Regions from separate parts of the Homo sapiens genome. Here regions 1 and 2 are each linked to region 3. A link is a loop called in an ENCODE intact Hi-C map of the cell type or tissue named here. Cell type or tissue: dorsolateral prefrontal cortex. All regions are shown on one strand. Links, peaks and the distances in the headings refer to the core of each region. The heading gives the core; the rest is flanking DNA. Region 1 has its middle 76 kb from the start of SESTD1. Region 2 overlaps ZNF385B (zinc finger protein 385B). Region 3 overlaps SESTD1 (SEC14 and spectrin domain containing 1).

The links. A loop is a pair of places that touch in the nucleus more often than their neighbours do. Peaks named below come from ENCODE experiments on the same cell type or tissue, not always from the same donor. Only the 100,000 strongest peaks of a DNase experiment are listed, where the experiment ranks them.
Region 1: a loop joins it to region 3, with 2.5 times the contacts of the local background. A loop is called at or near these places in 63 of 110 quality-filtered maps.
Region 2: a loop joins it to region 3, with 2.3 times the contacts of the local background. A loop is called at or near these places in 51 of 110 quality-filtered maps.

The regions. Positions count from the first base shown.
Region 1 is chr2:179,336,954-179,344,371 of GRCh38, forward strand. No RefSeq gene overlaps it. Among named protein-coding and RNA genes, the nearest start is that of SESTD1, 76 kb to the left of the region's middle. RefSeq lists an enhancer at 6,998-7,418. In dorsolateral prefrontal cortex, for the core only: a CTCF peak has its summit at 3,972 (motif pointing left); no DNase peak of the experiment used is centred there.
Region 2 is chr2:179,437,868-179,445,285 of GRCh38, forward strand. It overlaps ZNF385B (zinc finger protein 385B), which reads right to left. Exons shown (of 10, transcript NM_152520.6): 9 at 7,009-7,110; 10 at 4,115-5,601. The coding sequence ends at 5,383. Among named protein-coding and RNA genes, the nearest start is that of SESTD1, 180 kb to the left of the region's middle. RefSeq lists a silencer at 5,375-5,669. In dorsolateral prefrontal cortex, for the core only: a CTCF peak has its summit at 2,977 (motif pointing left); no DNase peak of the experiment used is centred there; H3K27ac peaks cover 403 bases.
Region 3 is chr2:179,214,965-179,222,382 of GRCh38, forward strand. All of the region lies in intron 1 of SESTD1 (SEC14 and spectrin domain containing 1), which reads right to left. Among named protein-coding and RNA genes, the nearest start is that of SESTD1, 46 kb to the right of the region's middle. In dorsolateral prefrontal cortex, for the core only: CTCF peaks have their summits at 4,214 (motif pointing right) and 4,413; a DNase peak (open chromatin) is centred at 4,197; H3K27ac peaks cover 1,490 bases.

The sequences.
Region 1 (7,418 bases), core at 1,515-6,514, 120 kb after region 3:
ATATTCAACGGTTGCATACTGGCAAAGTAGAAATAAGCAATGGACAAATCCTTCAGGAAGTGAGGGAGGTACTCTAAACTTTAGCCTGCAGCTGAGCCCCAGGGTCTCCTGATTCCTAGAACCATCACCTTCATTATTCTTTAGTTCTTTCTTCACTGTGGTAAAACAGATACAACTGAATTTTTTAATTCATGTCTAGAAGGGCACCAGCCACACACCCTCTTCAGTCAGCAGGCATAAACATCTAGCCTGTTTACCCCAAGCCGATCTCCCAGCACACTGAGTCTGTACATCTGGAAAATATTGTTTGCTGCTTAAAGGATCACTCCAACTGTGTGGCTGCTGGCAGGAATTCCTGCTACTCAGACTTTTGGTATTTATTGGGAGAGCCCCCGTATGCTGGTGCAAGGATGCCCAGAGGGAGTCCTAAAAATCCTTTTGAGTCTCACAGCTGGGCTCCTTTTTCAGGCTGCACAGCTGGCATTATATTTGGGCAGCATGCCTTGGCTTCTGACTGTGGGGTTGCAGAGGCCAATCCCCCTCTGCGGTCTCAAGAACTGCAAGTTCCTCCAGTATCCAGCTTCTGCCTTCATGAGAAGTCTTGAGTTGCTTGAGTCTTAAAAGTTTTCAAATTGCTATCAGTTTATTAAAATATTCAGTTCTCAGTACGGTAAGTTTCACTAAAAATACTATAGATTAAATGGGTTTTGGCTAACTCTGAAAAAATAGCATTGCTAAATTTAAGATAATTTTATTATGTAGCAGCTATGGAAAGAAAACTAAATTTGGAGTTTCTTGAGCAGTTAACTGAAATTTTAGTGGACCGTAAACTTCTTCCTAAGACTCTTCCCAATGTAAAAGTTCAGCAAGAGTCTCACTCTGTCGCCCAGGCTGGAGTGCAGTAGCACGATCTCGGCTCACTGCAACCTACGCCTCCCGGGTTCAGTTGATTCTCCTGCCTCACCCTCCTGAGTAGCTGGGATTACAGGCGCCCACCACTGCACCTGGCTAATTTTTTGTATGTTTAGTAAAGAGGGGGTTTCGCCATGTTGCCCAGGCTGGTCTCGAACTCCTGAGCTCAGGCAATCTGCCCGCCTCAGGCTCCCAAAGTGCTGGAATTACAGGCCTGAGCCACCGTGCCCAGACGATAGTAAGATTTTCATAAAGGACATCAAAGTTATCTTCCAAGCATTCTCCCTTCTTCCCTCATAATGCTTGACTCCATTTCCATGGCAGTCCTTAGCCCTGACATATCAAAACCAACCCGGGTAGCCCAGTCCCCTCGACATCTTTATTAGCTCAGGTAATGTAGGCCTAGTAATCGACACATGACATTTCCCTTGTTCATTGGTTGGAGGAATCCAGCCTCTTCTTTTGGATGTGACTGAGGTGCAGGTGGTCTCAGTTGATGCTGCAGTCACCTTACGAAGACAGCCTGAGGGCAAAGCTGATGTACGCCAGGAAGAAGATTCAAAGACCCATGTCTCAAAGAAGCTGTACCTGACCAAATCTCACCTTAACTCCCATAAAATGTTTGGACTTTTTAATCTATTGAACTAAAAATTCCCATTTATTGTTTAATCTAATCAGGATACTTTTTTGCTACTTGCATCCAAAAGAATTTCAACAGAATAAATTAAGGTGCAAACTGAATATCCATAAATTTCCCCAGCCTCCTGGGATGACTCTTTCTTTTAGTACTGTAATTCAAGGCCCTTATCCCAGGAGACTGCTGGAAGTACTGTGGTGCTTGTTCCAAGTCCTCCGAGGATCGCTAAGGAGGGATTTTTTATTTTCTCTTTTCACCTTTTCTCTTGTGGCTAGGGTCACTCTTGTACAGATCTAAGTCCTCATTCTCTTTTCCTCTTTAATTCCTGTATGACAACTCAGCTGTTTCTGGGGCAACTACAACCCCAACCAGAAAGTTCTAAACAAGTTATTGCAACATTCTCTACACTGAGGAAGACAGCCTTTTATGGAGAGTCGCTTAACTTTGGAGAGTTAAACCACTCTCCAAAAATCCATGATTTTTTGGCTGGACTTTGAGAACCTCTTTTTCCTCCATTGCCACCTTTTTGACTCAGTATTCACTGCCCACCACTCCACCATCCCCAAACACTGTTCCAGTGCCAAGTTTTGGGCCTTATCTTGCCTAACCAAAAATTTATTAGAATATTTTCCCAAAATAATGAGCAACTTTCCCCAAATAAATTACAGTCATCCTCAATAACGAAGAGGACACTTTGGTTTTCAATGTTATTATATATGTAGATACTAAACAAGAAAACTGTGATTGTGGCTAAACTTTTTCTAAGGCCTAAGATTTTATTGTGCATTTTAAATAGTAATAAATAAAATTTGGGAAAACTAGTAGAGGTTATGCGCTTGATTTTTTGGCTAATATTTATAACACACAGTGCACGAAACACTCAGAAGTTTAAAAAAATATTACTTAATGTTTAGATATAAAGTTGGTAAAATACATTTCTTATTTTATTGGGATCCTCTTTTGAATATGACTTAGCAGATACAATTCTTTCTATACTTTCTAGTACATTATTTTTTCATTAAGAAAGGCTTTGGTTAAATCTCTCTATTCATCAAAAATGCTTTCATCTGATTTATTTTTGTATTTCCTCAGCAAAGGTCTACATAAGTAAACATCATTGGGGAAGTATTTGAGTCGGAAGATAGTATTATGATTAATATTATGCTTTAATTAAGTTACATTGACATTCATAATAGATCTCTATCTGGCTAATAAGAACTAATATTTTCCTGGATAAAGAACAATGCAAATTATAGACAGACAGTGATCAACTACTAGTGCTTGGTTTTAGCACTTCAAATGAAATGGATCATATTCTATGGGAAATTATAGAACTAATTATGAAGAGTGATGATGCTTTGGAAAAAATAGATTCTCAACAGAAGGTTCTTATAAAAGTTACTGATAGGTCTAAATTTTTTAATATCCAGGACTTTTTCATGAGTGGGTTCGATTTCTGCCTCTCTTCCAGAGCCACCGTGATAAAGCACTCCAAAATAACTCAATGTGCAATATACAACATAAAGTGATGGGATCAGATACATTTCTGTCCATGACAAAAATCATTCAAATAGGTCCATTTCTGAGCATCAGCAGGAATCTCAAGTCAACCCAGCCCCAATATGCAAAGCATTTCTCTTCCCCTACAACCATTAATTAACTCCAGGCAGTACAAATATGTACAAATATCACAGCAGAGCTTGGAGCCTCTGGGCTCATCACATTGTGCTCTCACATCACCTTGACCTGCACCACACAGAAACACATTCATTCACCGAATCTTTGCCAACATAGTTTTATACATAGTAATCACTACCTTGATTAGTCTGATATAGGTGCACTGATTCTTTTTGTTCCTCAAGCATGCCAAACTTGATCTTGTTTTGGGGTCTTTTTGCTAGCTGTCCTCTAATTGGAAGTTTCTTCCTGCAAGGCCCTGAGCAAATGTCACATTCTCAGGTCTTGGAGCAAATGTCTCATTCTCAGAGAGCCTTTGCCTGATGACTTGCTCTAAGGTTGTTCACTTTCCACACTCACAATCATATTATTCTGTTTTGTCTTTTTGTTGTTGTTGTTTGTTTGTATATGTCTTCTCTCACATTCTAGAAGTCACTTCCCCCAGAGCAGAGACCTTGTTTGTCTTGTTCCTTCTATATCCCTAGCATTTAGACGGTGCTCAAAAATATTTGTTGAATGAAGCCAGGTGTGGTGGTGCATGCCCTTTAGTCCCAGCTACTCAGCAGGCTGAGGCACTAACTTTAGCTTTTCAAACTTTAATGTGCATGAGAATTGCTTAGGAAATCTTGCTGGAATGATACTTATGCTGCTGGTCTGTGGAACACATTTTGAGCAACAATGGTATTAAGTAAGAAGACCTGGTGCTGCCCAAATTGTCTTTACAGTTACTGATTCGCTGCCCTCATGTGGTTCCTGAAATAATTGCCCTATGCGTTAGCATTTCTTTATCCTTAAATATCAGAAAGCATTCTCTAATTATCCGAGTTAAATGCCTTTCAGACTGTAGTCTTCTCATAATACATTCTTTCATATTTTTGCCATATTCACGTATCAGTACATATTACCATCATAATTTTTAACATATCTCTGTACAATCTCTTCTCTAAATTAATTATTTTAATTGGCTTTCTTTTTCTTAAATCGATATATTTTCAAATGAAACTTCATATTAATATTTCAAATGGAAAGACCAATACTGCTTATCACAAATACAAGATAAGTGTAAAAATAATTGAAGGCAAGCAAAACAATGTTTGAAAGTCCAGATATATGCTCTTCAAAGCTCCAAAGGGAGATTAACAAGTGTGAGAGGGTAGTAAACACTCAGCAGTGAACTGGCTTTCATTTTCATAGTATCGTGAGGACTGAAAAGGGGCTGAATAGAGATTAACTCTTACATAATTTAATGTCATTTAAGGCAGTGAATATGCACCCTCTAAATTATCTCTTGAGGAACCTGCTGTAGATAATGTGTTAAGAGTCTTGTTTTCCTTCTGCACATTCATGTCATCTGTACTTGAGAATTGTATTTATAGATGTAAGTTAATTAGTGTCACAACAGGATTGGTCTAAGGTGAAAGTGTGTGTAAGCATGGGTTCCCTTACCACCCCTTTCTGCATAAACACTGGACATGAGGCATTGCGCACTTGGAAACTGGACAAACTGGGTTTATTTCTATGCCAATTTACTGTCAACTTTCTGGGTGTTGCAAGAGTTTCCATTTGTATTCTTAAATAAGCTTGTTCTAATCCATTCAGCCATTCATGGAGTAGGAATTGGACCCTAATATATAAAGCTTTGAGCAGGGTAGTGGACAAATTCTGCTTCTCTTCAGATGATTAATCAAATTAATCCTGAAAATCCATCTCCCTTTACCAGTGAGTGGTTCAGGATGCCCAAGCTAAAGTTAGTGCAGGCCAATGAGATGCAAGGGGAGACTGAATAGCTGTGTGGGAAATAAGCTTTCTTATCCTTAGAACCAGAGGGAGGTAGCCTTCCTCTCCTCTCAGACATGAAGGAAGTGTGATGGCTAATAGTTACTGTAGGCCACCATAGCCCTCCTTTACCTTGGAGGGTAACAAGCCTTAGGGTGAAGCAGAGCCTGTAGTTGGTGGATCAGACAGAAAGAATCTAGGTCCTTAATGGCATTGCTGATTGCTGAATCGACCACTTCTCAAGCCTGCTCTAGTCATCCTCCTATGTGAGGTGATTGATTTAATTCTGTTTAATCCAGCATAAGTCTGGTTTCCAGAACTTGTAATCAATAGCATTCTAACAGATACAAGGAGGATATAAAAGATTTTTAATCTAGTTGGGGGAACCATAACACACTTTAAAAAAGTGAAATATCAGTGCATTTCAGTGTAAGTTAAGAATGGTATGGTTTTGTTCTGATACTTATTAAGCACCTAATGTGAGCCAGGCACTGTACCCCATGTTTTACCTGCATTATCTCATGTATGTTCCAACACAGTTGGTGGACATTGTTATCCCAATTTTAGAGCTGAGGAAATTAAGGTTCAGACAGCTGTGTACCTGTCTAGTTTCATGGTGAGTGAGCAGAAGTGTGATTCTAAATTTTATGCTTTTTCCATAGAGTTGCTGGGAGCATGAAGCTCAATAGAAGTCAGTGTAGCAGAGTGATCAGCTGAAAAGTATGAGTAGAGTGGCTTTGTGTTCAGATAGACCAAGTATTTGCTTCTTACTATAATATAAGACAAATTACCTAATTTCTCTGAACCTCAGTTTTCTTATTTAAAATATGAGATAATTTTAAATAATTTCTTATTTAAAATATGAGGCCAGGTGTGGTGGCTCATGCCTGTAATTCCAACACTTTGGGAGGCCGAGGTGGGCAGATCACTTGAGGTTAGGAGTTTGAGACCAGGCTGGCCAACATGGTGAAACCCCGTCTCTACTAAAAATACAAAAATTAGCTGGGTGTGGTGGTGGGTGCCTATAATCTTAGCTACTTGAGAGGCTGAGGCAGGACAATCCTTTGAACCTGGGAGGTGGAATTTGCAGTGAGCCGAGATTGTGCCACTGCACTTCAGCCTGGGCGACAGAGCGAGACTCCGTCTCAAAAAAAAAAAAAAAAAAAAAAGAGAGAGACAATTATACTTACTTCACATGGTTCTTGCCAGGATGGGTAAGATTATATATTTATAATGAGACCATATTATTGGAATGATAGATGGTGTGATTATTGCAATACAAGGATTTGAGGAGGGTCTTGTCATGTATCACAGTCACACATTATTTTATGGGAAGGCTCCCTGTGTTTTAGTAGGACGAATACTCATTTTTAAACCTTTTTTATTTTGAAATATTGTTTATTCACAAGAAGTTTTCACCAATACCCGTTTTTAAAGGCTTATAGTATCAAACTTTTACTGTATATCCTGCCATACTTCTTCTTTTTTTTTTTCAAGAGACAGAGTCTTGCTCTGTTGCCCAGGCTGGAGTGCAGTGGTGTGATCATAGCTCAATACCTTGACCTCACATAGCCTCTACCGCCTGGGCTCAAGTGATCCTCCCACCTTATCCTCCCAAATAGCTAGGACTATAGATAGGCATGTGCTACCATGCCTGGCTAATTTTAAACTTTTTTTGTAGAGATAAAGTCTCACTGTTAACAGTGGAGGGTGTCCAGGTTCTTGGCGTCTTGAGCAAAGAATTGGACAAAACGCACAAAGCAAGGAAGGAATGAAGGGATTTATCGAAAATGAAAGTACACTCCATAGTGTGGGAGTAGGCCTGAGAATAGGGGCTCAAAGGCCCTGTTACAGAGTTTTTGTGAGTTTAAATACCCTCTACTTGGGGTACGCCCTATGTAAATGAAAAGGATGAAGTAAAGTTACAAAGTCATTTATGGCGTATGCCCTGTGGAGAGGATATTTCCTGTTATAGCTCAAGTGTGAATTGGCCTTCTGTTCCCTGCCTCCAGACCCCATTTTCTTGCCTCATCACTATGTTGCCCAGGCTGGTCTTGAACTCCTGGCAGGTGATTCTCCTGCCTTGGCCTCCCAAAGTTCTGGGATTACAGGCATGAACACCTGTGTCCAGCCTGCTTCATTCTTTTACTTAAAAAGTTTACTTTTAATTCATTGACCTTTGGGAAATTTAAAATGGAAAGTTTGAATCCCAGACTTTGGTTTTGAAGCAATAGCTGTTTGAAGATCAAGAGCTAAATCAAGGCATTCAGAGGCTCAGAACTTCACACATTCATCCTTTCAGTACCCTTCTATTACAGGAGGAGCAAAGGTCATCTTCCCATTTAACTGGTGAAAAACTCAAAGGTGGAGACCAGTAGGAAAGGATGAGAACAAACAGAACTCTCTGCAGTCCCAG
Region 2 (7,418 bases), core at 827-5,826, 220 kb after region 3:
TATTATATATAATATATAAATATATATTTTATATATATATTTGTTCATTAGAAGCCCAAACCCCAGCATCATGCCATATATATATAAAATATTATATATATAATATATAAATATATATTATATTTGTTATATATATATAATATATATTATATTTGTTATATATATATAATAAATATAATATATATTTATTATATATATATAACAAATATATATATTTGTTATATATATAAAATATATATAACGTTATATATATAAAATATATATAATGTTATATATATAAAATGTTTTATATATATATAACAAACCTACACATGTATCCACTGAACCTATAATAAAATAAATAAATGCAAGGTAGCAAAAAGTTGGCTAATTTGAGAGAATCTTATAATTTACAAATTTAAAATGAAAAAAATTATTTGACTTATCCATTTACTATGCAAATTTATATAGCATGTAATAATGTACAAAAAACATTCTCACATGTTTAGTTATATGTGCTTCTTAGAATCACCCTGTGAGTTGAATACTATTATATCTATTTTATATATGTGAAAAACTGAGGCTTTGGGGAAACAACATACAATATTTTTCTGACATAAGATCACTGAACTAATGTGCGTATGACATGATCAGGATTTGAATTCAGGTCTTTGCAAATTATGTATTTTTCTTATTTACTTCTGCTATATCCTAATTTTACTTTTTCACTATAATAAAAATAAACAGCAGATGCTTAATGTCAAGCTTGTCGAATTATCTGTTAAGTGACTTCTTAAAATGAAAAATATGACATGAAGATATTTTCATTGCACCTACAGAAGGAATTCTGACGACTAGAGGTTTTATGCATTTTGAGCACTTAGCTAGGAATAGAAGAATACATCAGTCATTCTGGCTGTAGAAATGTTAGCCAAAGACATAAAGGCAATTACCAAGTCACACTCCATAGCTGCTGAGAACCTGCAATGACATGTCCTTGATGAATTCCCCTATGGAGCTAATTACATGGAGGAGGGAAGGAGGCAAACGTAGCATCCCCTGTGGAATTTGCTCTTGCACTGCACAGCTTCTCCTCAACCCACCACGGTACTAGAAACTAATATTTTCCCAAAGAGACATGACACCTCTGACATCGAGGGACATCATATTAACAAAACAAGGATCAGATGGAAGAAACACTGTTAAGAAAAGCCAGAATCCACACAGACCTGCAGAGATGGAGTGAAATCCTTCACCCTGTCACCTGAAGATGCCTGTGCTTATCTACGGTGTATATTCCTTGAGGCTAACTTAATCTTTATCCGTCAAACAGCTCCTGGACACTTCTTTCCTCCCCGCATGTTTCTTCTCCCTGATGGCACCCCAGGCAGTGGGTGCCCATTTTCCAAAAGATCCCCAAATTCAATCTCCTTGGTCAGTCTCTTTAGGCTCCCTTTGGGAGTCTGCACAACAGGATTTCCATCTGATGCTCTGCCAGGTCTTTCTCCTTCGTTTGTTCGTTTTTCCAGTGGGAATTTTCTTGGTTCTCTTTCCCAGTGACATTGAATGCAGTATAGTTTTTTTGCGTTTTGTTTTAAACACTATCTGAGAGAAAAATTCGACATAACCGTATCTATTTCTGCTCTGAAAAGCCAGAATTCATTTAGGGTAGAAAAGAAAATCAACGGTGCTGTGGATGGTGAATAAGACAAATTAAAATTGTTTTTTCCTTTTACAATAGTTTAATTTTGATAGACAGCTATCACTGTAGCTTTAAGTAAGAGGCATCTGCAGTTACATTTTCCCCCTTGCTGGTCCTATGCAAAGTCAATATATCATTGACTTTTACTTCACGCAGGTTCCTTCCTCTGCCTATTTGTGAGTATATATTACAATGTGCCTTTAAAAAACTCATTATTTTCTTTTTAATACTCAAGAGGTTGTTTCTCTCCTAAAGCATCATGGTTCTTGAGATGAGGAGAAATCCTCCTGAGAAAAAGGTTGCCACATTTAGCAAATAAAAATATAGGATGCCCACTTAAATTTGACTTTTAGATAAACAATAAATAATCTTCTAGTATAAGTAGGTCCCAAATATTGCATGTGTATTTATGAAACATACTTCTGCAATGTGCAATATTGTACTAAACATTATTTAAAATATTACACCAAACAATTATTCATTGTTTATTTGAAATTCAAATTTAACTGGGTAGTTTATGTTTTATCTGGCAACCCTACCTGAGACCGGTTTTCCGATTCTACAGAGACCAGAACTAGACTGTGTCAGAGGAAGCAGTATGTTTTTTAACTTTCACAATAAGTGAAGTAGAGTGGCACTCTTTTCTCATTAGAAATAGCATAGGAAGAGGTGTTAGTTCAAATACGTATATCCTTTCCAGGGTTGACCCACACTAGCACTTCAGAATCAGGGTGGACGATGAGATATATGTGTTTAATAGTGTTTTATAAATAATTGCTTGAAGCTACTCACGGCTTCTTTTGAAAGCATTCATTTTAATTAACTGGCATTCTTTTGTACTTCTTCCCTGAGGTAATTTTAACAAATCTTGACTCTATAGATCTAATCAGTAATTTCCTGAGTCTATTTAAATACTGCCATTTACAAATTTTTGAGGATTGCAGTAAGCTTTAATGAAATGTAGGATAATGAAAGGTAAACAAAATATCATGGCCACTGAAGTCCCTAAAAATAAAAATAAAAAGTACTCCAAAGTGTTAAATGGAAACACAATTCCTTCAGGGCATGCTGTCTATAAATCACAACTGAAGGTCCAACCAAGGTTAAGTGTAACTAGTATTGTTAGACTTCAAATGAGTCATATTTTTAAAAAACACCAAATTCTGAATATCAAACTGAAATCTTACTAGAGTCTGAAAGAAACCTGATTATAAGACTAAAATATTAAGGTCAACAATTTTCAGTTGGATAAACTCAAAGAGGAAGTCTATTGCCATGCATCACAGCTACACTGCCACCTACTGGCCTTAAATTTTTAGAAATGAGAATCTAAGTCCCACTAATTCTCATTTTTAAAAACTGACAGGGTTTGCATGCAGGGTAGGGAGAAACAGGATCTGTAATGGTTTTGTAGCCACTCCCCTCCAAATTCTATAACAGTGTGGTCGATTAAAGATGGTGGCAAACTCTTTTTCTTCTTCACATTGGGAAACGACGTCTAATTTTCTTCCCCTTGAATCTGAATTGGTCTTAGTGACTTGCATGATCAATGGAATGCAGCAGAAGACGTGCTGGGAGTTTCAACACTACTTCTTGATTTTTACCCAGGACTCTTAAAATGTTCTCTCTGCTACTATGTAACTAGCTGCTACAACAAGGAGGATGCTGCGGAGGCCACATGGAAGTCCTTTGGTAGATGGTTCCAGTAAGGCTCAACCTTGCAGTCATTTTTGACTGGGCAGACATATGAGTGAAGTCATCCTGGGCCCTCCAGCCCAGCCCGCCTGAGAGCCGAATACTAACAAAGGTACTCTATTGATGCCACCGGGAAGAGAAGAACAGCCCGGCCAAACCCTGCTGGAATTCTTGACCCATGAAATTCTGATATAACTAGTTATCAAATGGCTATTATTTTAAGCTACTAAGTTTTAGAGCAGTCTTGTAAGCAGCAATAATTTACCAGAACACACAGTGATATATTGATCTTTGTACTTAAAAGCAACAGAATGAGGTGGAAGAAAAGGAGGATGTGCTGATTGGAGAAGGCAAAGGAGGAGAAGTGGAAAAAATTCTCTGAAAAGAGATCATAAATGCCACGGACACCAATAAAAGATGAACTAGAGATTTAGAGGACCCACAGTAAGTTAAAAAAAATCCGAGTCCAAAGTTTTTTGCAGGCTGCTACTGTGATTTTGGGTGACTCAACAACTTTGGCCCAACTTCTTAGAGATTCAGAGAGAAAATGGCAGTAAAATTTCACCTCATGCAGATGCTGTGAACAGTAATGAATAAACATGACAAATAAATATGCTGCAAACAAGAGCTAAAAATGCTATGTAAGAAGCAATCTTTGCACCTACTAAAAATCTTTCATCAGATGATTTCAAATTGGAGGTGTCTCAGGAGAAAAAAAACACTGAAAATACAAACAGATTTTATTTTTTGTACTTTTATTGAAAAGGTACATTTAAAAAAATACACAGACATTTTACCATTTACAGGTTGCAGATATAGATGCTCTAAAAGAGTCCACTCTATTTTGTTGTTCTATGATAACTCTTGCCCCTGATATCACAAACATTCCAGTCTTGTTGATATCGGCTTAGAAAGGGGGGCATGGGAGCATGACCTGCAATATATTCAGCGAACAGAAAGACAAATTGTTCAATTATAAATTTTTTTATCTTCTGTACATTATTGCATTAGGGAGCCACAAAATTATGTAGCATCATTACAAATGAAAACAGGTTAAAAATGAAGAAGATACTTATATAGAAATACATGGATTCATTGTCTTCTTGCAGAATGCACAAGAGGTGCAAAAATGTGCAATTTAGGAAGCTCTTTTTCTGTTTGTATACGTTTGCTTAGCAACACAAACCAGTGAGGAAGCTACAAAATAAGTTAAACAAAAATAGCAAACAGGTAGTAATTATAGCTATGTTATATGGCTTTCTATTTCATTTAAATATCTCCAAATAAAATGTGAAATAAAGAAAATACATTATTTTATCTTTTATTCTCTTACAGAGAAAATTCAAAGCTACTTTGCTTCCTAACATTTACACAGCAACTAAAAATGTTTAATTCAGACAAGAGATACAGATCTAGTACTACACAGGATACAGCAGTACTTGGGTCGAAACAGTACACAATCCCTGTCAACAACAGTACACCAAAAAGAGAACTTTGTGATCCGTTGGTAAGATAGTATCCACAAGTAAGCACTTGTGTTCACTGTTTTTTGTTCCACACTAGAATACACCCAGTTGGATACCAGAGTTATTTACAGACATCTGAGGAAGATCCTAGTTTTCAAGTCTGTCAGGAAAATATTCCATATTGTTTTAAGCCAGATCATACCCATGGAAAAATAGAGAATGGTTTTCTTTCTTTTTCTTTCTGACCAATACATGCTCAAGAAATCAAATATCTGAGATACACAAATTGAACGCGGTAGGGTGGGGGAGGAAGTAGGGAGATAAAGCCTATGCTGCTGATTCCTCAATTATAGGAGCAGTCTCTAAAAGCCCTCGTCAATCTAGTGATGTGTTTCTCTCTGGAATTGGGGGACTGGGTGGTGGGCTGCATTTTGTGGGTGAATGGGGGGTACTGCAACACAAACTGCTTAAATTGCTGAATCCTTGTGGCTTTCTTTCTCAACTTCCTACTGGCCTCAAACGTCTTGGGGTTTGCAGACGTTAGTACGGAGCAAAGAGGATGGAGGCAGGAGTGGCGCGGATGGGCCCATGCCCAGGCCTCAGAAGAGCTGGAGGAATGGCTGGAGCCTGGAAGAGCGAGGCAGAGGGCCGGGGTGGGAGTGACAGCGCTGAGGACACGGCTGCCGCCGCTGCGAGAGGTGAGGACAGGAAGGCTGGGGCCAAAGGCTTCATCATATCTTTCTGGAATGCAAGTTTTGCCTAAGGGAGGGAGAAAACCAGGAATGGGGTGGAGATCCTGTTTTTGAATAACAGCACCACAGGCATCTTTTCATAAGTAAAACACCAACATTAAGAAGTCTTAAATTTTGAAAATCTTCACTCTCAGAAGTCAAGAAATCATTATTTTCACAATGCTGGTTTCAGTGGCTCATGGCATAGCTTTCTTTTATTTGGTGGTCTTTGCTCCTGTGTGCTAGGGCACAGGGAAAGGCCTCTGAATAAATTCTAAAGCTATTTTATGCTGCTGCTCACCAGGAAAAAAAACATGCCCAGAAGTTTCCTGCTTAGATGATGAAGTTCAATGCAAAATTCAGGCTTGTCTTAAACCATGACGAGACCTAGAGACTTTTGTTTTGTTTTTTGAGAATAAGTGTGATCCTTCCCTTCTCTTAGATAAGCTGCATTGAGGTTAGGTAATGAGTTCAGGACTTTAGGGACCCTGAAGAGTCAAGAAAACAGTCAGTTCACACCTCTCTCACTGGCTACTTAATGAGTAGTCCTTGAAAAATCACAGCTAAATCAAATTTCTGTTGTTGAGAATGATTGTAAGTGGGTAGAAACTCTCTATTTAACGGAATGCCAGGATGGAATCCTCCTGTGAAGAAATCAATCCTTAATTTCTCTCTCTTGCAATCAGGAGGAGCATTGCAAGCTGGATTTGCTTAATGCAGGTAACACCTGCTTGCAGCATCAGACAGAGGCTTTGGAGAAGCTGGAAGGTAATCTCAGAATTGCCTCCAGCTGGACAAGCTCAGCTTCATCCTCAGACTGAACACTGCACTGGGCCCAGTCCCAGGGAGATTGTGAAATCTATCCATCTTGGTATTTATATGACACTTATTGCTGGAGTCCCTAGGTGTTTTTGCAAAGACACTGAAAATAGCACATATTGAGAGCAGATAAAACAGGCTAATTACCAACATGCCTGCTAGAATGGAGAGAGCACACGATACAGACACCGCTTTACCTTCTCATGCCAAATAATAATAATAATAAAAAACAGAAAGCATGAGGATATTAAATTAAATGGATGGATTTTTGTTTTATGAAAGAAATCCCTCTTTCCAGGTTCAGCATTCCAGGATTCCTTAGGCATCACTTGTCCTTGTTCTTGAGCCTTTACTTTATATGCTAAAGAGGATAGTCTTTTGAAAACAACTTGGTAAAGAGTAAAATATTAGCTCTTAAAGAGGTTCAGTTTCTGTTTTCTAAGTAAGTTGCCCTATAGCAGGAACTAAGCAGTTCATTCTAAAACTTCTGTCTATGAGGGCTATTTAAATTTGAAACCTTTCATGACATTAGACTCTATGCCCTCCTTGCCCACAATGGCTGCCCAACCCAGCAAGGCTGCCCCACAAAACAGGTGAGCAGGTGAGGTAAACTTACTGCTAGAATACTCGGGCTCCGCTGGAGTTTGTTGTAAGGGCTGTATTTTGGCTTCAGTGGTTTCCCTGCAACTCGATCTTTATGCCTTCGGCTAGAAATGTGCTGAAAAAGTTTGATGCATTAGCTGGACTGAAATGTGAGTCTTATTCCATGTAAAACGTATTTCTAGGTAGCTATTTTCTCCATTGCCAACTCTAGGTCCATAGTTCCACGATGGTGTGGGTAAAATCATTATGATTTCTAAATTAAGACTTAGTCCTCCCTCAATTGTAATGCCCCTCTGTCCCCCTCCTGTTCTCTATAGCCCTTATCAGATTTTGCCTGGTATTACCACTGTTACTGATGAGTCTCTCTAATCAGATTTTGAGCCTTTGGAAGATAGGCTTAACATCTTACCTTACCAGAAGCTC
Region 3 (7,418 bases), core at 1,374-6,373:
AATCTCCGAGACACATTTAAAGCAGCATGTAGATGGAAATTTATAGCACTAAATGCCCACAAGAGAAAGCAGGAAAGATCCAAAATCGACACCCTAACATCACAATTAAAAGAACTAGAGATGCAAGAGCAAACACATTCAAAAGCTAGCAGAAGGCAAGAAATAAGTAAGATCAGAGCAGAACTGAAGGAGATAGAGACACAAAAAAACCTTCAAAAAAATCAATGAATGCAGGAGCTGGTTTTTTGAAAAGATCAACAAAATTGATAGACCACTAGCAAGATTAATAAATAAGAAAAGAGAGAAGAATCAAACAGATGCAATAAAAAATGATAAACGGGATATCACCACTAATCTAACAGAAAAACAAACCACCATCAGAGAATACTATAAACACCTCTATGCAAATAAACTAGAAAATCTAGAAGAAATGAATAAATTCCGGGACACATACACCCTCCCAAGATTAAACCAGGGAGAAGTTGAATCTCTGAATAGACCAATAACAGGCTCTGAAATTGAGGCAATAATTAATACCCTACCAACCAAAAAAAAGTCCAGGACCAGACGATTCACAGCCGAATTCTAACAGGGGTACAAAGAGGAGCTGGTACCATTCCTTCTCAAACCAGTCCAATCAATAGAAAAACAGGGAATCCTCCCTAACTCATTTTATGAGGCCAGCATCATCCTGATTCCAAAGCCTGGCAGAGACACAATAAAAAAAAGAGAATTTTAGACCAATATCCCCGATGAACACTGATGCGAAAATCCTCAATAAAATACTGGCAAACCAAATCCAGCAGCACATCAATAGCTAATCCACCACTATCAAGTTGGCTTCATCCCTGAGATGCAAGTCTGGTTCATCATATGCAAATCAATAAACGTAATCCATCACATAAACAGTACCAACAACAAAAACCACATGATTATATCAACAGATGCAGAAAAGGCCTTCAATAAAATTCAGTAGCCCTTTATGCTAAAAACTCTCAATACTAGGTATTGATGAAACATAACTCAAAATAGTAAGAACTATATGACAAATGCACAGCCAATATCATAGTGAATGGGCAAAAACTGGAAGCATCCCCTTTGAAAACCTGCACAAGACAAGGATGCCCTCTCTCACCACTCCTATTCAACACAGCGTTGGAAGTTCTGGCCAGGGCAATTAGGCAGGAGAAAGAAATAAAGGGTATTCAACTAGGAAAAGAGGAAGTCAAATTGCCCCTGTCTGCAGATGACATGATTGTGTATTTAGAAAACCCCACTGTCTCAGCCCAAAATCTCCTTAAGCTGATAAGCAACTTCAGCAAAGTCTCAGGATACAAAATCAATGTGCAAAACCACAAGCCCTTCTATACACCAATAACAGACACAGAGCCAAATCGTGAGTGAACTCCCATTCACAATTGCTTCAGAGAATAAAATACCTAGGAATCCAACTTACAACGGATGTGAAGGACCTCTTCAAGGAGAACTACCAACCACTGCTCAATGAAATAAAAGAGGACACAAACAAATGGAAGAATATTCCATGCTCATGGATAGGAAGAATCAATATTGTGAAAATGGCCATACTGCCCAAGGTTAATTTATAGATTCAATGCCATCCCCATCAAGCTACCAATGACTTTCTTCACAGAATTGGAAAAAACTACTTTAAAGTTCATATGCAACCAAAAAAGGAGTCCACATTGCCAAGACAATCCTACGCAAAAAGAACAAGGCTGTAGGCATCATGTTACCAGACTTCAAACTATACTACAAGTCTACAGTAACCAAAACAGCATGGTACTGGTACCAAAACAGACATACAGACCAGTGGAACAGAACAGAGGCCTCAGAAATAACACCACACATCTACAACCATCTGATCTTTGACAAACCTGACAAAAACAAGAAATGGGGAAAGGATTCCCTATTTAATAAATGGTGCTGGGAAAACTGACTAGCCATATGTTGAAAGCTGAAACTGGATCCCTTCCTTAAACCTTATATAAAAATTAATTCAAGATGGATTAAAGACTTAAATGTTAGATCTAAAACCATAAAAACCCTAGAAGAAAACCTAGGCAATACCATTCAGGACATAGGCATGGGCAAGGACTTCATGACTAAAACACCAAAAGCAATGGCAACAAAAGCCAAAATTGACAAATGGGATCTAATTAAACTAAAGAGCTTCTGCATGGCAAAAGAAACTACCATCAGAGTGAACAGGCAAACTACAGAATGGGAGAAAATTTCTGCAATCTACCCATCTGACAAAGGGCTAATATCCAGAATCTACAAAGAACTTAAACAAATTTACAAGAAAAAAACAACCCCATCAAAAAGTGGGCAAAGGATATAAATAGACACTTCTCAAAAGAAGACATTTATGCAGCCAACAGACACCTGAAAATATGCTCATCATCACTGGCCATCAGAGAAATGCAAATCAAAACCACAGTGAGATACCATCTCACGCCAGTTAGAATGGCGATTATTAAAAATCAGGAAAAAACATGCTGGAGAGGATGTGGAGAAATAAAAACTGTTTTACACTGTTGGTGGGAGTGTAAATTAGTTTAACTATTGTGGAAGACAGTGTGGTGATTCCTCAAGGATCTAGAACTAGAAATACCATCTGACCCGTGATCCTATTATATCCTGGTTATATACCCAAAGGATTATAAATCATGGTACTATAAAGACACATGCACACGTATGTTTACTGCGGCACTATTCACAATAGCAAAGACTTGGAACCAACCCAAATGTCCATCAATGATAGACTGGATTAAGAAAATGTGGCACATATACACCATGGAATACTATGCAGCCATAAAAAAGGATGAGTTCATGTCCTTTGCAGAAACATGGATGAAGCTGGAAACCATCATTCTCAGCAAACTACCACAAGGACAGAAAACCAAACACCACATGTTCTCACTCATAGGTGGAAACTGAACAACGAGAACACTTGGACACAGGGCGGGGAACGTCACACACTGGGGCCTGTTGGGGGTTGCGGGGCTGGGGGAGGGATGGCATTAGGAGAAATACCTAATGTAAATGACGAGTTGATGGGTGCAGCAAACCAATATGGCACATGTATACCTATGTAACAAACCTGCACGTTGTGCACATGTACCCTAGAACTTAAAGTATAATTTAAAAATAAATTTAAAAAATAACATAAACATACTAGTCCACATTCTTCTACAATGGGATATCTGACCTAAATACATCTGAGTGGATTATACTCTCAAACAAGGAATGAAGCCAATAACAGACATTCACCTAATATGAAATAATAAAGAGTAGAAAGAAAAATACCTTAAAAAAAAAACTTGTCTTGTAAAGCAGGCTAAGAAATGAAAGAATTAAGGAATTCACAACATTCGTAACAAAAAAAATACACAGCACTTCACTTATCCTATTTATATGGTCATTTAAAGCAGCACCTATTTTAAGTCATAGTTCATTAAATAGAAAAGAGGCGGAAAGCCACACTTCATGACAAATTAAATGCCTTAGAGACTGGTAAATATAAAGGAAAATGCAACCATGATTTTGTGTTACCTTCAACCAAAAGCAAGAAGCACCAAAAAAAACTAATATCATTTCTAGGTGCAAAATAAGTACTTCTTAGAACAAAGCCCTTCTACAGTTAGGGACAATGAATTCTGAGAACTAGAAATACAGGGAGACTAGGTTTCCATGGATATTTGTATCCATTTCCTAGTTTAACTATCTTTCCCAGTATTGTGGAGATTTAAAGAGGAAAATAAAGGCAACCAAGGTGTATTTAAGTTTGTATTTTGTCTCCCCAAGGGCAGAGACCACGTCATTTATTTTTGTATTTATTTGCTCACTCAACAAATCTATACTTAGAACCTAACAGATTGACAGAAGTCCAGGCAGTGGACATTTCTGGCATTCCCAAACATCTGATGAATTAATGGATAAATGAACAATAAAATGAACAAATGGTAAAGCAAAACACTTACTCTAAGAATCCTAACATTGTCACAACTACCTGAATGCCAACACCTTGACGGGAAATCACAGGATTCACATGTGCATGCTTTTCCTTCCAGCTGTCTATCTACTGGGAGAGCCACCCAAGATCCCGCAGCTACATAAGTTGCTGGATGCCAAGAACAGCAAGTTCTTGGTGGTTAAGATGGACATCAGTGGGTGCCATCAATGAGCTGCCATTAGAGGGCAGCAGAGGATGTATTCAGCAGCAGAAAACAGAATTGCAGGCCTTTTAATCAAGACTGGGAAAACTGCACTTTATGAGAGACTGTAATTGATGATGTGAGTGGGTACACTAGAACTCCCCTCTCAATAAATATAAATCAACCAGTTTATTTGGAAAATTTAGTTAAATTCTTCAAGGAGCATTTCTTAACAACCAGTGAAAACCCATTAGGGTAGCGTAGGGGTAACTAAATCATCTCTAGTAAGTCTACATCACGTAGACACAAAATGGCAATGAACAAAATTAGAATGCAGGCCCTTTGGCCTTGCATTTCCAGAAGAAATACTATAGTTATAACTATCCTTAAGTTGAGATTAGAAATATTTTCAACTGTTGTTACAAAGTAAGAGCAATTTTAGAAATTAACAAATACAAGTACTCAGTGCTCTATCACTCCACATATTCATATATAAAATTATACAGAAATAAACATTATTCAACTTTAGGATAATAAATTGGTGAAGCAAGTCAACAATGGAAATTTTATGTAATTTGTGTGTTATTGCAGGTGCCAGTGCATGATTACTAATCTGGTTTTGCAACAATATTGACAGTTGTAGAGGAAACAACAACAATCCTTTGAGTAGACCTAAAATGAAAGTTATTTTTTAAAAGGGCTTTCACCAAAATACAGATTTATCCAAATGTATAGCTCCTCTAAATTAATTTGAAAGTTAAAGTTTCACCGAATAATATCATTTTTACCATATGAATCAAGAACTAGTTTATTCAGTAAGAAATGGAGAAAAGGAAAAGAAAGCCTCTGAGATTTCAAGTTTTCTATAAAACTACTGCTAATCCACCTTAAGAGACAAAAAAATCTACATTAAGAAGTCTAGTGGAACATTAAAAGTCCTATACTATATTTAAAATTCAAAAGTCTACTGAAAATGGTAATGACAGCCCACCACTTAAAAACCCTTTTCAAAAACTACAATATAAGCCACTACCCCTAGACCATCCTCCTCACTCTGTCCCTTCTCCACCCCTCTAGGCATTCTACCAAACCCTTATCAACAGCAAACCTCCATTTTTGAAGGTCCAGATTTAAAGTTCCTTAACTTTCATATTAATATATGAAAAAATTTTAAAAATCTTTGGCTCTTCTTAATTTACAGATAAATCCTTAGTTTGACTGCTTCTTCACCAAAATAGGAGCAGCAAAAGGAAAAAGGAACATTGCACTAGAGGAGCAAATCACACTTGTGGAATTCCAGGAGGGTCAAGATATTCCTGGAACCCCCAGCTTTAGAGTATCCCCTATGGCTAGGACCTCATTATCTACTGCCACAGTTCCCTTAGATGAGCTCTCTACCTGTACATTTTCTGCATCTAAGCCTTGTGTTGAGCTCTAGAAACCTGAACCATTTCCTTTTCCTTTTCCAAGGCATGCATGTGTCCACTAAATTCACCTAGCTGGGTGAGGTCTCCTTCCATCACCAGAAGAGGAAATGGATACAGCCACAATAACTTCACAAATTCCAGCATCTAATTTCCAGATTCCAACCCCTCTTCACCTACTGTAGGTGTTTCCTCTCCTCTTCTTCAACTCAGAATTTCTCTGGGTCATTACAAAACCTCATTCTCTCCCAATCTTCCTCCTAGAAAGAAGTGTTCTTCCTCTCTCCTTGGTTAAAAACACACATGCCTTCCATTGAGTTAAGACTAAATGTAATATTCCAGATATATAAGATTTAAATGCATTCGGAACAGAGGTTCAGATGTATTTCAGGGCCCCTAATTCCACATAATTGGCATAACAAATTAATTTTTAGTGCCCAAATGTTTATATGTTCACTACCACAAATACATAAAATAATACTTTTGTTCAAATGAAATAATATACCTGTATCATGAATTGAGATTTTGGCACTAAATTTTTTTGTCTGTATAATGTAAATATTTGGTATGTACCAAACACTACATTGGGGAGGGGAGGAAATGTAAAAATAGTTTTTAAAAAAGGTTAAAAAAGTTTTAACTTAAAAAATGGAATATTGCTTTAAAATGGAAATTATAATAGTGTTACCAAGGCAGAAAAAAGCCAGTGAGATGTATGAGTTGCTTTCATCAGAGTGAAAGTCCCATTAAAAAAAAAAAAATGGGGCTGGGTGCAGTGGCTCACACCTGTAATCCTAGCACTTTGGGAGGCCGAGGCAGGTGGATCACCTGAGGTCAGGCGTTCAAGACCAGCCTGGCCAACATAGTGAAACCCCATCTCTACTAAAAATACAAAAATTAGCCAGGCGTGGAGGTGCATGCCTGTAACCCCAGCTACTCGGGAGGCTGAGGCAGGAGAATCGCTTGAAGCCAGGAGGCAAAGGCAGAGGTTGCAGTGAGCCAAGATGGCGCCACTGCACTCCAGCCTGGGTGACAGAGTGAGACTGTTAAGGAAAAAAAAAAAAAAATGCCCCAGGCATGGTGGCTCATGCCTGTAATCTCAGCACTTCGGAAGACCAAGGTGAGAGGACTGTATGAGCCTACGAGTTTGAGACCAGCCTGGGCAACACAGTGTGACCCCATCTCCACAAAAAATAAAAAAATTAGCCAGGCATGGTGGTATGCACCTGTGTGGTCCCAGCTACTCAGGAGTCTGAGGTGAGAGGATCCCTTGAGCCCAGGAGGTCAAGGCTGCAGTGAGCCATGATTGTGCTACTGTACTCCAGCCTGGGTGACGGAGTTAGACCCTGTCTCAAAAAAAAAAATTAAAAAACAAAAAACAACATATATTGTATTTTTTGTAGTAAAACTACTGAAACAATAGAACATTCTGCAAATTTTCAATCTGGTCAACTATTAAACTTGTTCAATTATTAAAATGTCATTTTGGAACAAACATAGGACACATGGAAAACCAAGTATTTATAGAGTGACCACCTCTTTTCTCTCTCATAAGGACTGTAAGCGATATTAGCTATCTATCCCAAAAAAAGACTTCCCCCACCAAAGATCTCTCTACTATGGGATTCTGTTCCAAAGAGTTGTTCTCCCTGAAATAAAGTTTAGTGCAGTGGCAAAAAACATGGCCTTGGAGCCAGGGTGTGACTCCCGGCCAGCCACTTACTAGCTATGTGGTTTTGGCAATTCCTTTAATTTCTTTTATGAGCAAATCACTGAACCTAACTCACAGGACTGGGACTTAAGTGAGCAAATTTGT